Regions from separate parts of the Homo sapiens genome. Here all the other regions are linked to region 2. Evidence: chromatin contacts called from ENCODE Hi-C or POLR2A ChIA-PET data. All regions are on one chromosome and are shown on one strand. Each heading gives the region's core, a stretch centred on a gene start or an enhancer-like site at or near the end of the contact. The rest is flanking DNA. Distances are from core to core; before and after follow the strand shown.

The links. A loop is a pair of places that touch in the nucleus more often than their neighbours do. ChIA-PET counts read pairs that join two places held with the same protein, here RNA polymerase II (POLR2A). Pooled maps may share reads with other maps.
Region 1: a pooled map shows a loop between it and region 2 (5-fold over the local background). The contact joins the promoter of LXN here to the promoter of RSRC1 in region 2. A Hi-C loop is called at or near these places in 1 of 168 maps with a recorded cell type or tissue (CD8-positive, alpha-beta T cell), 2 of 37 single-sample maps with no recorded cell type and 8 of 50 pooled maps. POLR2A ChIA-PET finds 5 or more read pairs at or near these places in 2 of 52 experiments (PC-9 and T-cell).
Region 3: a pooled map shows a loop between it and region 2 (2.9-fold over the local background). The contact joins the enhancer-like site here to the promoter of RSRC1 in region 2. A Hi-C loop is called at or near these places in 5 of 50 pooled maps.

Annotation. Positions count from the first base shown.
Region 1 is chr3:158,670,877-158,675,342 of GRCh38, reverse strand. It overlaps LXN (latexin), which reads left to right and starts at 2,695. Exons shown (of 6, transcript NM_020169.4): 1 at 2,695-2,993; 2 at 4,324-4,386. The coding sequence starts at 2,865. The region is part of intron 13 of GFM1 (G elongation factor mitochondrial 1); the gene reads right to left. RefSeq lists enhancers at 2,322-2,511, 2,822-2,871, 2,293-2,885, 3,312-3,371, 2,886-3,478.
Region 2 is chr3:158,108,485-158,112,858 of GRCh38, reverse strand. RSRC1 (arginine and serine rich coiled-coil 1) reads right to left here and starts at 2,770. Exons shown (of 10, transcript NM_001271838.2): 1 at 2,636-2,770. RefSeq lists enhancers at 2,197-2,246, 2,108-2,607, 2,457-2,806, 2,608-3,109.
Region 3 is chr3:158,722,892-158,726,961 of GRCh38, reverse strand. All of the region lies in intron 1 of RARRES1 (retinoic acid receptor responder 1), which reads left to right. Among named protein-coding and RNA genes, the nearest start is that of RARRES1, 7.5 kb to the left of the region's middle. Within about 2 kb of position 1,486, at least 15 of the 41 ENCODE cell types and tissues checked have a DNase peak (open chromatin) inside an H3K27ac peak, as active enhancers do.

The DNA.
Region 1 (4,466 bases), core at 1,446-3,945, 560 kb before region 2:
TTTAAGAGCTCCTCTTTTATCTTGAAAACTTGTTTTTTTTTTTTTTTTTTTTTTTTTGAGATGGAGTCTCACTCTGTCACCCAGGCTGGAGTGCAGTGGCATGATCTCCACTCACTGCAACCTCCGCCTCCTGGGTTCAAGCAGTTCCCTGCCTCAGCCTCCCGAGTAGCTGGGATTACAGGCGCCCGCCGCCACGCCCGGCTAATTTTTGTATTTTAAGTAGAGACGGGGTTTCACCATATTGGCCAGGCTGGTCTTGAACTCTTGACCTCGTGACCCACCTGCGTTGGCCTCCCAAAGTGCTGGGATTACAGGCGTGAGCCACTGCTCCCGGCCGTAAACTTGCTCCTTATAAACATAATAATAAAGGCTATTTAAGTTCATTTGACCACATTAATTTTTACACATTTTTTAAAGCACAATGATTTTTTTCTTAGACATTTTTGGCTGTTTATTTGGACTAGATATTCCTGGACTGCACATATAATGACAGAATGACTTAGTCTCATGAATCATCTTTCAAATTTTTAATGAAAGAAAATGAGAAACAGGAAAAGGTGAGCTACAGCCAGTTTTAGACAAATATGAAATTATCACTGTAAAACGCTAATTATCTTTTCTTTTCAAGGAGAGAGGAAAAAGCTTAAATATAAGCCATGTTATTAATAAAAAACCTTGAAGTATGGAAATAAAATATGGGCAGTCTTCTACTTAAAATGCTCTTAGACAAATAAGACAAATACTGTTCTCCGAAAGTCTTATTTTTTTATTTCTGGTGTTCTTCTAAAGTGTCTCTCAAATGAACAGTCTTCTTCATGTCAAAGTTCCCCAAATTTCACCAATTCTTTGGTAAATTTATCCCAGGAGACAGTGTAAGTTCGTATCTGACAACCCCATCGAAAATTGGCTGATATTCTGTATTTGCAAAAATATTGCCATGGGTGGGTCAGGGTTTAACAAATGCTGAACTAAGAAACGTGGAGAGGCCAGGCACGGTGGCTCATGCCTGTAATCCTAACACTTTGGGAGGCAGAGGAGGGAGGATTGCCTGAACTCAACATGGTGAAACCCCATCTCTACTAAAATACAAAAAAATTAGCCAGGTGTGGTGAAGTGCACCTGTAGTCCCAGATACTAGGGAGGCTGAGGCAGGAGAAATGCTTGAACCTGGGAGGTGGAGGTTGCAGTGAGCCGAGATCACGCCACTGCACTGCAGCCTAGGCAACAGAGCGAAACTCTGTCTCCAAAAAAAAAAAAAAAAAGGTCATGTGTGAAAGACAGTGTCTCGCAAAGCAAATTTCTCATACACGGACAAGACTGAGAAAAGTTTCATTGACATTTGATACAAGATGATGGGCAAGCAGACAGATGGTATTTAAAGGCAAAGTCAATCAGAACCCCCAAATCCCAGGAGACAATAATAAGCATGAAACTGAGGCCAAAGTCCAGAATCCAGATTTACTGCAGAATCTACATAATCAGAAAGAGATACACCTCAAGAGTCTTGGGTGTGTGCATTACTACCAAGTTAAAGGTCCTGGCCAGGCATGGTGGCTTATGCCTGTAATCCCAGCACTTTGGGAGGCTAAGGTGGGTGGATCACCTGAGGTCAGGAGTTTGAGACCAGCCTAGCCTAAACCCGTCTCTACTAAAAATACAAAAAACTAGCCGGGCATTGTGGTGGGCACCTGTAATCCCAGCTACTCTGGAGGCTGAGGCAGGAGAACTGCTTGAACCCAGGAGGCGGACGTTGCAGTGAGCCGAGATAGCACCATTGCACTCCAGCCTAGGCAACAAGAGTGAAATTCCATCTCAAAAAAAAAAAAAAAAAAAAGAAAAGAAAAGAAAAAAAGGTCTCAATCCAGGCAGCGAAGACCTTGGCCAAACTTTGGTAGAATCTCCAAGTTATCCTAGCCCAATTAACCTAAGACCACCAAGGATAAACCTGTACTTCTACAAAGTCAGGTTTATAGGCCCATTGCAATGAGGTAGACCACATACCAGAGAGAGTGCTTTGTATAAGTTCAGTTTTTAAGTTTATTTTAATCCTTGAAGTAAAATATTCAAAATGACTCAAGTTGGAAGCATGGCGTTACATCAAAACTTATCATTTTAAGATTAGTAAAGGAGAGGGGTACAGGTGCATTTTTTTATTTCTCCTGATCCAAATTACATAATCTCCCAATTTAATACTATAGTTTGCAGATTCTCATACTTTGATTTGGGCAGAACTGGTCCAAACCCACAAAAAGCTGAGGATGAGCAAGCCTCTTCCTGGACTCTCATAAGGGGAAGGGAAATGAAGGAATCGAATCACTACCTGGAGTACTGTGTACCTTGCCCTGCCAGGGACGCTGCATGCGGTGTATAAGGAAGTTGTGCTCCAGTATGCAAGCGAAGCAACCAGACTTTTTTCCCATGGACAGGAAACTAGAGTCTTCAGAGATGTCCTATATCAGCGAAAGCCCCACCCTGCACTTCTATAAAGGTTAATGAAACGAAAGATGCAATCCCAGCGAACCTAGCCCACTGACTCCCTCCCCACACCTCCACCTGCTGGTGCCTGACAAGCATGCTGGCCTCTCCTCCAGTAGGAACCAGCAGGCGGAGTAAGGAAGCCCGCTGCAGGCAGTAGTGGGGCGGGGCCTCAGAAGCAGTCAGCCCAGGGCTCTCGGATGCAGGGAGCCTGGGCCCAAACAGCAGCTTCCGGAGTCGGAAGGAGCTGAGGAAGAAGACTGACTGAAGGAGCTTGCGACTTTTCCGCCTCGGCAACCGGACCCAGCAGCAAGCAGGACGGGCGGCGCTCTGCTACTGGTCCCGTTAAGCCAGAGTAGCCCAAGCCCTGAAGTCACTGCTCATCCGGAATGGAAATCCCGCCGACCAACTACCCAGCCTCCAGGGCGGCCTTGGTGGCACAGAACTACATCAACTACCAGCAGGGGACCCCGCACAGGGTGTTTGAGGTGCAGAAGGTCAAACAAGCCAGCATGGAGGTGAGTTTAGCAGGGGGTGGTGGACAGCAGAGGCTTCAGGATTGCGCTCCCTCCACTCACCCGCGGTCTCAGCCTTTGGGTGCAGACACTCCGTGCCACCCCCTACCCACCTTCTGTTTTAGGACACACTGCTGGTATCTGGTCTTGAGATATTAAGGTTTCTGGGGGAATGTCTATACTCCAGTCTCTGGAGACAGCCCGGGACTGTTTTCACCTTAAGGCAGAGACAAAGTTTTTACGCACACAGTTACAAGAAAACGGGAACACGCTCTAGGTAAGGGGCAGCACTTTCCTTAAGTGTAAACTGTAGAAACCATTCAAAAGACTACTAAGGCTGCCACGTTTCTCATCTGCTACTCTGATCTGGACCAACAAAAGCTCCCATCTTCCAAGACTCTATTGCCTACATTTTAAGACAAATCCTTATCAGACCCTTTGACCAAAATGAAGGGGGAAACAAACAGCAAGAGAAACTGACAATCAAAGTCAAAGAATAAAAGCACTGTGGGCTGACGCTGGCCTTTAGCCACCCAAACACCGCTACCACATGACTGCCTTAAATGATGTGCACCCTCTGCTAAAGGCTTGAATTAAATGTTTAAGGCCTCAGCAATCACTAACGAGGTTTGTTTTCATTTTACGAAAATCTACTGGATTTGAGATTATCCCTTATTTATCTGACAGAATTTTAACTGCTAACAGTCTTTTAGAGGTGACACAGTAGATCTTATTTTGAAACTGTACCAGATAACAGAATTAGGTATAAATTTTCAATCTGTATCTTGATTTAAAAGTGAAATACCATTTCTTAGTCTTATATAATTTGTTAATCATTTTGCAGTTTCACTAATGTATAAGTAAAAACAATACTTAATTGTATTAAGTCTCCAATTGCTTTGCAGTAATCTGCCTCAAAATGAAATTCACATTCATTGAACATTATTTGGAGGGTACACTGAGCTTTATGAAAAAATCTTTTCAAAGGTGATATTGTCATCTTTAGAATTAAACGCTGTTTCAAACTTTCTTATGTAGAGACTTTAAGATCACAGATCCAGGGGTTAAATAAAGTCTTTTGATGATTGAAAGTGAATTGTGCCCAATTTGTATGCTTTTATCCTACTCTTTTGTTTTCATCCAAAATAAACTTGATAGGGGACTTGCTAAATTAGATGTTACATTCATGGTGACATGCCTTTTTCAAGACCTAAGGCTTTCACCATTCCCCTTCAGCCAGCCCCTCCAACCAAATGAGATGCATACTTCTAACAATGCAAGTATAATGTTGTTATAATATTTTCTTGTCTCCACTACATTTTCTTAATTTTAGGATATTCCAGGAAGAGGACATAAGTATCACCTTAAATTTGCTGTTGAAGAAATTATACAAAAAGTAAGTTAAATTTCTTTTTTCTTTGAGACAGGGTCTCACTCTATCACCCAGGCTGAAGTGCAGTGGCAGAACATGGCTCA
Region 2 (4,374 bases), core at 1,521-4,020:
TGAGAACACATGGACCTGGGAGGGGAACAACACACAATGGGGCCTGAGGTGGGGGCATGGGGGAAGGGAGAGCATCAGGAAAAATAGATAACGCATGCTGGGCTTAATATTTAGGTGCAGTAAACCACCATGGCACATGTTTACTTATGTAATAAACCTCCACATCCTGCACATGTACCCCAGAACTTAAAATAAATCCTTCCTTAGAGAAACCAAGAAAAGTTTGAAAAACCAGTGTGACAAAACTATAAATATTTCAAGTGACACATTTACATTTCAGAAAAATTACACTGAAATATAATTAATCCCAATAAAAGAAAGCAAAAGGTCACCATATTTCTTTGTTATAGTTAACTTCAAACATTTATTCACAAAAGGGAGTGAATACTAACAGCAAATCACAAAGTAGATCCCAAAATTGTCTTCTCTATAAATGACAGGTACTGAAGTCCTACTCACCACCACAGACATAAACTTACCCCTGGATTTCCATAATATCATCAGCATGTAATTAAATATACTTGCCAATTCAAGACATGGTAATCAATTTATATTACATAGTCCTAGTAAGGAAGAATTCTTTATACTTAACTCCACCAGTAAGGTGCAATGAATGGAAAGACACATTGATAGTTCTTTCTGATAAGGGCAATGAATGATGAATGGAGCACAGGCTTTTAGAGTCCTACAAGCTGACAATTTTCAATCTATCTGTAGGTGAAAGAGACAACATGGGACAGAGCTCCTATAGCTCTTGGTTTCCTGTTCTCACTCTAGTTCTTCCTGGTTGTAGCCTCGTGGTTGCAAAACTCACCCAACAACTCCCACTACAGAACTGAAGCCATGGCATGTAATGACTACAGGAGGAGATCAATTTACAGAAATATCTTAATGTAAAGTTCACGTGCCTGATTGAAGAGGTAAAGCCAACATGTGGTCATTCAAGAAAAGAGAACTCAAAGGACTACACAAGTAGTTCCTTTGTCCAGTTATTGATAAGGGTACAAGAAGCAGTTATCTCTTTCAGAAAACAGGCAATCAGTTTGAAGAACAAAGATTTCCAAAGGACATGATAGCTTATAATTACTTCTCCACTACTCACTCAGTATATCAAACTATAATTTTCTTGATTCTGGACACATGGCCAGAAAAAGTGAAAACAATGGTTATTTCAATGGGAAATCCACCTCAAAGAAGAAAAGTAAAACTGGGGTGAAAACTAACATATTAAGAAATCCATAAACAAGTACACAACTCTTTATCTCAAAAGAGATAAAGAATTCTGTCAAAACACTTCTCCCATCACAATTAAAAACTTGCAAGCATCTCTCTTTTTAAAAAAGCATGATCAATCATAGGAATTTATCCCCAATGGTTTGAACATGAAAGCAGGAAATACAACTATAGATCTACTATAAACAACCCGCTTTCAGAACTTTTCCAATTCATAACACCCCTCTTTGTGAGACTGGTTGAGTTGGCAAGGCCAATTAACAGAAGGTGCCAGCTGTTTTTGTCGTTTCAGATTCTGACATTTTTAGCCCTCTTATTGAAAAACATAAAGTGTTATATCACTTAGCATGAAATCTTTGCCTGCAAAGAAAGTGAATATTTATAAACTCTAAGACTAGAGAGGCTCTTAAAGGATACCTAGTTTCCCCCAAGGTTGCAACTGTCACACCTGCTCCAAATCTTAAACCTGGGAACTCTGCTTACCTCCTTCACTTAGAACTTTTATAATACATCTAAGTTCAAAGATGACAACTCGAATGCTTTCTTGTGACAACATAAGACATTTGAATTTATTTATCTACTACCTAGTTAGCTGGAACACAATTGGGTTACTGCTAATTCTGAAAGTGTAAAAAAATATTTTTTTGTTTAGGTTTCCAGTGTGCATTTAAAGATACACAACCTCTGAGAGAGAAATTACGTCAAGGTTAACCTAAAATCAAGAGCAGGCAACATGCCTTACGGTGCATTGTAACATCTTGCAAAAGTAAACAGAGCCATATGCTCTTGGTCACATGCCACCAGTACAGAAGTCAAAGGAATATATAGTGTGTTTAAGGCGAGCATATTTATATTTCAAGAGAGGAACATCTATTTCACCCTGCACCACTTCTCTCAGCAAGCCAGTGTGAGCCAGAAAGGGTAGGGCGGAATCAGAAAGAGAGCTGGATCTAAGGCAGGGACAGTGGAGTGGATGGGATAGAGGGCACCAGAATCCAGCCTCCCTCTTGCTCCACCCTACCTAGAGCTAGTGAGGAAGCGCCAGGCTTATATTGCAAGATGAGCCAGGAAACCCAAAAGCAGCTATGAAGAACCAGGAACGTGGGGCGAGGGGAGGAGTCGGCGAACTCTCCGACATGTCCTCAAGACAGAAGGCCAAGCTTGAGGCCTGCGGCCACCCACCCACCCTACAGCCACCAGCCTTGACCCAAGGAGTCCGGAGCCTCCCAGGTGCGGGACGCATGCGCACGGTGACACTGCGCACGCCCCGAGGCCGCAGCCCACCCTCCACAGACACTGAGCCGCAAACTGCGCCAGGCCCCGCGTCGCCTCTCGCCGGATCAGGGCCTCGGAGCTCCGCAGCCACGGCTGCCGCTCCCCAGGCCCTGGTCGTGGGCATCACCTGGGTCCAGACCTTTGGGCTCACACCTCCCGTTGACGTGCAAGCGCCGCAGTCCCTGAGTCGTTTCTTTAGATCAGGGCGCCGCCGGCGTCCACCGAACTTGCTTCAGTTTAAGCTCAGCGCCTTCCTGGTTCTAGCGCCAGGCAGCTTCAGCCGAGATATCGAGTGCATCGATGGACGCTGCCAGGCGCTGGGAATGCCGAGGGAGTAGATTGTAACGCGGCCGATTTTTTGTTTGGCGTTTGTTTTGCGTGCCTGTTTATTTTGATTTTATTGTTACCAAAAGCAATAAAGGTGGGACTGGAGAGTGTTATTGTCTTAGTAGTCGTCGTTATCGTCATGGGTAATCAGTAAACAAATCTGCATCGTAGGAAGTTTTGTTTATGACACCTACCCGAAACAAAATTGGTTATCTCACGCTGGGGGAGGGGGAAACTCGCCCAACGATAATAAATCATGGGAGTGTGTCTGTATAGAGTCGTGTGTGATTAAATTGTAATGATTTATTTGCAAAAATGCATTAAAAGTCGGTGTTTCTTCTGCCCTGAAGGTGAAGGCACTCACAAGTTGAGTGCAAATTAGTTTCTCAGATTAAAGTAACTGGTTAGTAGAGGAATAGGAGAGAGCTGCCTGAGGCGAGGCGGGGAGCGGTTTCTTCTGAAAGAGAACTCAAATTTATAGGTGTGTGGAGTTTTTTTATTTAAACCAATAGAAATTAAAGAGACTCAGCATTTTCTGTAATTCATACTACATTACTTATTTTTCCTTACATGGAAATTTTTTCCTCATTTACTCTTAAGCAAAGCTAAAAAGATAAATAAATTGTTGGCCTGGGTTTTGGTCGACTATGAGAATCAACTCATTCACCACTGCTAGATAACCAAGCTACAGTTTTCCGCAGACATTTGAGATGGTGAAAAATCACCTCCACAATATATTTTTCGTAAATAATGTACCTTAACTAGCCAGTTTTGAGGCACCGTTTTAAAACTTAACTACTACAACACTACGTGTATATTTTAAATAATTCAAGAGCTGGGGAAACCCTTGGGGTCCTGAATTTTATTGGAACCTGTGCATCTGTCCACAGACTGTCAGCTGAGCTTTACCATAAATGCTTTTTTTTTTTTTTAAACAAAAACTGTATTTTGAAATGCCCTGTTTCTGGAAGATATTTGCTGTTTAATGAAACAACATCATTGGAACTTTGTGAGCATTTATTAATGTATGAATTTAAAACCTTGAAATATTTTTTAAAGTAACTTCCCTTAGGCCAGTGGAAATCTGTGGTCAGACACTAAAGATTTCTCATGGCTCCATCTGTTATCAACACTACTATTCCTAAATATGCAATGAGCCAAAAAGCTGAGATCATGGGAAAATTTATTGGTTTGAATTACACAATAGTTGTGTCTGTGACTTCCCTGATTACCTTCAAAGTGGTCATCTTTCCCTCAAGCTCAGTAGATGAAATATGACTTCAAACCTAAAAGTCATGTACTTAAAAAGGCAAACAAGTAGCTGGTGGGTCTCCTGATTCCTTAACCGACTTCTAACAGTGGTTATTTTTGAGTTATTTGTGAATATGTATTTAACACCTCAGTTTGAGAGCACCTTGAGCACCGTATCCTCTTAGCTCTCCCTATTACTGGCCCTTCTGCTAAATAATCTTAAAAACAGATTTTCATAAAGGACTAAAGTTGTATGATTATTTTCCTCTGATAATATCAGAAAGTAGT
Region 3 (4,070 bases), core at 237-2,736, 620 kb before region 2:
CCAGATCTCAGAGCAAGAATTCACGTATCACCAAGGGGAGGGTGCCAAACCATTCATGAAGGACCCACCTCCATAATCCAGTCACCTCCCACCAGGGCCCCCTCATCTCCAAATTGGAAAGCACATTTCAACATGAGATTTGAAGAGGACAAACATCCAAATCATATCACAGTCTTTCTAGCAAGAAAACACACCCATGGGGAATCGTTTGTGGTTTCCATTTTTGTTTACTTATGGTGGAATGAGCTCTCAAAGAATATGCTGAACAACCCTCTGCTTTTACTTTTCCTTGCCTAATCTCAGCTTATTAACACCAATTCAACAGCTAAATTTCTAAAGCATTTAACTTGACTTCATGGACATGACATCTTTGTTTGTACCCGCTCTTCACCAGTTTACAGAATATTTACTTATGTAATGAGGTACTAAGTACATCTGATATATGCAAGTTTGGGAGCAAAGCAGCTGGCTTTGGGTAAGCATCAGGCCAGGCCCATATAGGCCACTAGGCAGGAGCCCGTGCTCGGGGGTTCAGTCCACCGTGGGTCTGACAGCAAGCATGGAGCCCTGTCCACTAGGCCACAAGGCAGTTAGGAGAGCACTTACTCTACTATGAAAACCTTTATTCCTTTGTGATTTCTCAATCTATAAAGCACATTAATACAACATAATTTAATTACTGCTCTTGAGGTCTTCTCTCCATTAATGTCAATAATTTTGAGGTGATTCAGGAGACTAGGAAAGCAAAACATTAAATTGTCCATTGAAACAAAAACTGGAGAATTAAAAAGGCTGCAATGAACATAGAGGGAGAAGATAAGTAATAAAATACTCAAGTGAACTAAGGGAGAAGATAAGTAATAAAATACTCAAGTGAACTAGTCTTAATTTTCATGTAAGGAAAGCTCCTAAGGGCTTTTATAGGCATTAGGAAAGAACAGCAGGGAGGGGGATATTTGCAAGATAAACTAGGATCTCTTCAGTGCCCTCACACTGCCCTAAGGATGAAACATAACAATTCTGAAAGCACAGAAGAGACAGGCAGGAATCTCTCCTTCCAGGCAATGTTTGTGCTGAAATAGCACAGATGTGCCTACGGTCTCCACCCCATCACCCACCACAGCAGCCATCCGGTCTGCAGACTCTGATCGCAGAGTCTGGGTCTAGCATGGGGTGAGAAAGGCCACTAGGTCCCGGGGTTAAAGCTTTGACTTTGACCTCCTTGGCACTTTGCCTCAATCTCCTAAGCTAACTACACCCGGATGAGCTAGCCAGTAGGAATGTTTTTTTTACCATTTTATAATAAATTGTTTTTAAACCACAATTTTTTTTTTACCAGCCCACGACATTTTCCACTTGGCTTTCCACATGTGGAGTCATAGCCAAGGATGCATGTAATCACAGAGCATTAGTAATGTCCCACATCAAGACCGGCAGTGGTGGGTCATGACTGTTAACTGCCAGAAGTCTGGCTTGGCTGCAGACTCATCCTTTAAGGACCTAGGTTGTTCTGCTGGAGACTGCATGTAAATAATCAGCCCACAACGACTGACATTGTGAGGCATGGAAGGTTATACATACACACACACTCGCCCAAATCCAACCTGAAACTTGATCTCACTTGCTGTTAAGCAGTGTATCGCCCCAGAGATGTATGACACTTATGTGACCTCGGCATTTATTTGCCTTTTTGGATGGTGCCTCAGTTGAAGAATGTTTCACAGAGATAGTCCCACAGTGGCTGGAGACAGTAGCCATAACAAATCCACTCTGGCTGACTTGCTATGGTTGTTCAGGATGTCCCTAGCCAGAAAAATCAAATTACAAAAGGAAATCTTCGCCGGGCATGTTGGCTCACACCTGTAATCCCAGCACTTTGGGAGGCCGAGGTTGGAGGACTGCTTGAGCCCAGGAGTTCAAGACCAGCCTGGGCAACGTGATGAGACCCCATCTCTACAAAAAATAAGTTAGCCACATGTGGTGGCACGTACTTGTAGTCCCAGCTACTTGGAAGGCTGAGGTGGGAGGATCACCTGACCCTGGGAAAGTTGAGGCTGCAGTGAGCCCTGATTGCACCACTGCCTTCCAGACTGGGCTAACATAGTGAGACCCTGTCTGGAAAAAAAAAAAAAAGAAAGGGAGTCTTGTACCATGGCTGTGTATAGGATGTATGTGATCCGTGGTCATCCCAAGGGCACATGCCCACACAGAACATGACATTAAGGATCACAGTAATTCTGTATTGGTATTGTGTCCTATTGCTGCTATAACAAATGACCTCAGATTTAGTGAGTTAAAACAACACAAACTTACTCACTTATGGTTCTGGAGGGTAGAAGCCTGAAATGGGTCTCCCTGGGCCAAAATTAAGGTGTCTGCAGGGCTTTGTTCCTTCTGGAGGCTCTAGAGGAGAATCCATTTCCGGCTTCTAGAGACCACCTGTGCTCCTTGGCTCATGACTCCATCCTCCATCAAAGCAAACAGCATAGCATCTTCTGATTATGACACTACTGTCTGCTTCTCATAGGACCCTTGTGATTACATTGTGCCCACAGGAATAATCCAGGATAATCCCATCTCAAGATCCTTAATCACATTGGCAAAATCCTTTTTGCCATGTAAAATAACATAGTCACAGATGCCAGGGATTAGGCAGTGGACATCTTCGGGCAAGGGCTGTGGGGGGGCATTATTCAGCCTACCACACCCCGTGTCCAGGCTGGCTGTGAGCTCCTGCAAATATTTACCATTCTGCCCGACATATGCCGGTACCCAGAAAATGCAGCTCTTGCTCCCACCTCCTGTCTTGCTGACCTCTGCAGCCTTGCTAACCTCACATGTGAACCCACCTGCCCTCTCCTCTCTAGCTCAGTACTCGACCATAGGCTGCTTTGTCAAAGCTCCTGAACAGCCAATTTTCTTTCCACTCTGCCCATGTGCTTGCCTATCCCAAACGAGACGGTCAGCTTCTACAGGGCGCAAGGTATTATATCATGTCTCTATCTCCTTCATTGCACTAGCACATGGCCTGCTAGAGACAAATATTAGATATTTGTTAAATTAAATGAAGGTAGCTGGAAGGGTGCTGAAATCACTGAGGCACCTGGAACAGGGAGACAGGCCAGGACCCAGCCCATTCCCATTGCTCCCAGCAGGAGAAAAGGAGACCTGAAGCCTCATGTCCTGCTCTCAACCAGCCTTTTCTGATTATCCCCACCTGAGGCCAGAGGGGACCTGGAGGGGGCAGCTGCCTCTGGCCACTTCCACTCGCTTCCTACCCCAAATCAAGAACGTGGGACCCAGGGTTGGCTGAGAGAGAGGACACACAGTATTCTGGCTTTCCTCTCCATTGCTACTTAGCCTGAGAAAGCAAAGCATTCGCACGCAAAGAGCTCCTTGGGCCCCACTGCCTGGGCCTGATCAGAAGGTAACTGACTTCTGTTCCATAAACTGTATTTGCTTTATCTGGCCTTGCCCGAGAGAAGGAAAATGCAATAAAATGATTCCAGGGTATAATATAATATACTGATGCTGTCTCCATCTGGAACATAAGGATAGCACAGCAATTTCTATGCACAAATGAGTTGTTTACTTATCTCCAACCAAGCCTGACTCATAAAAGTAACCTTATAAAATGACGAAGTTTGCTTTTACTGGAATAGCCTGACATTTATGTTTTCTTATCAAATGTGAATGCTGGAGGCGACATTTAGGAGCTGAGTCTGTTAGACCAGTGAGTCCCAAGATGCGTGGAGGGAGACTGGAATTACCTGTGAGCTCGTCCCCACCCACCCACTGCCAGCCTGAGAACAGGAAATTAACGTTGTCACAACCGGCACTAACACAACAGGAAGGACCAGCGCTTAGCAACCAATGACAGACACTGCAGAGAGGGGGAAAAATGGGAAGTGTTTTCTGTAGAGAAGCTTTGGGCAGAATCATGTCTTTGGAGACTCCTCCATGGGGTGGTGCACAGCGAGGTTTCTCCAGGACACCATCCCTGCTCTTTTATTTGCTCCACGTTTTTGTGGTGTTTTGAGAGAGTTTAAAGGGGATGTTAGATTTTTTTT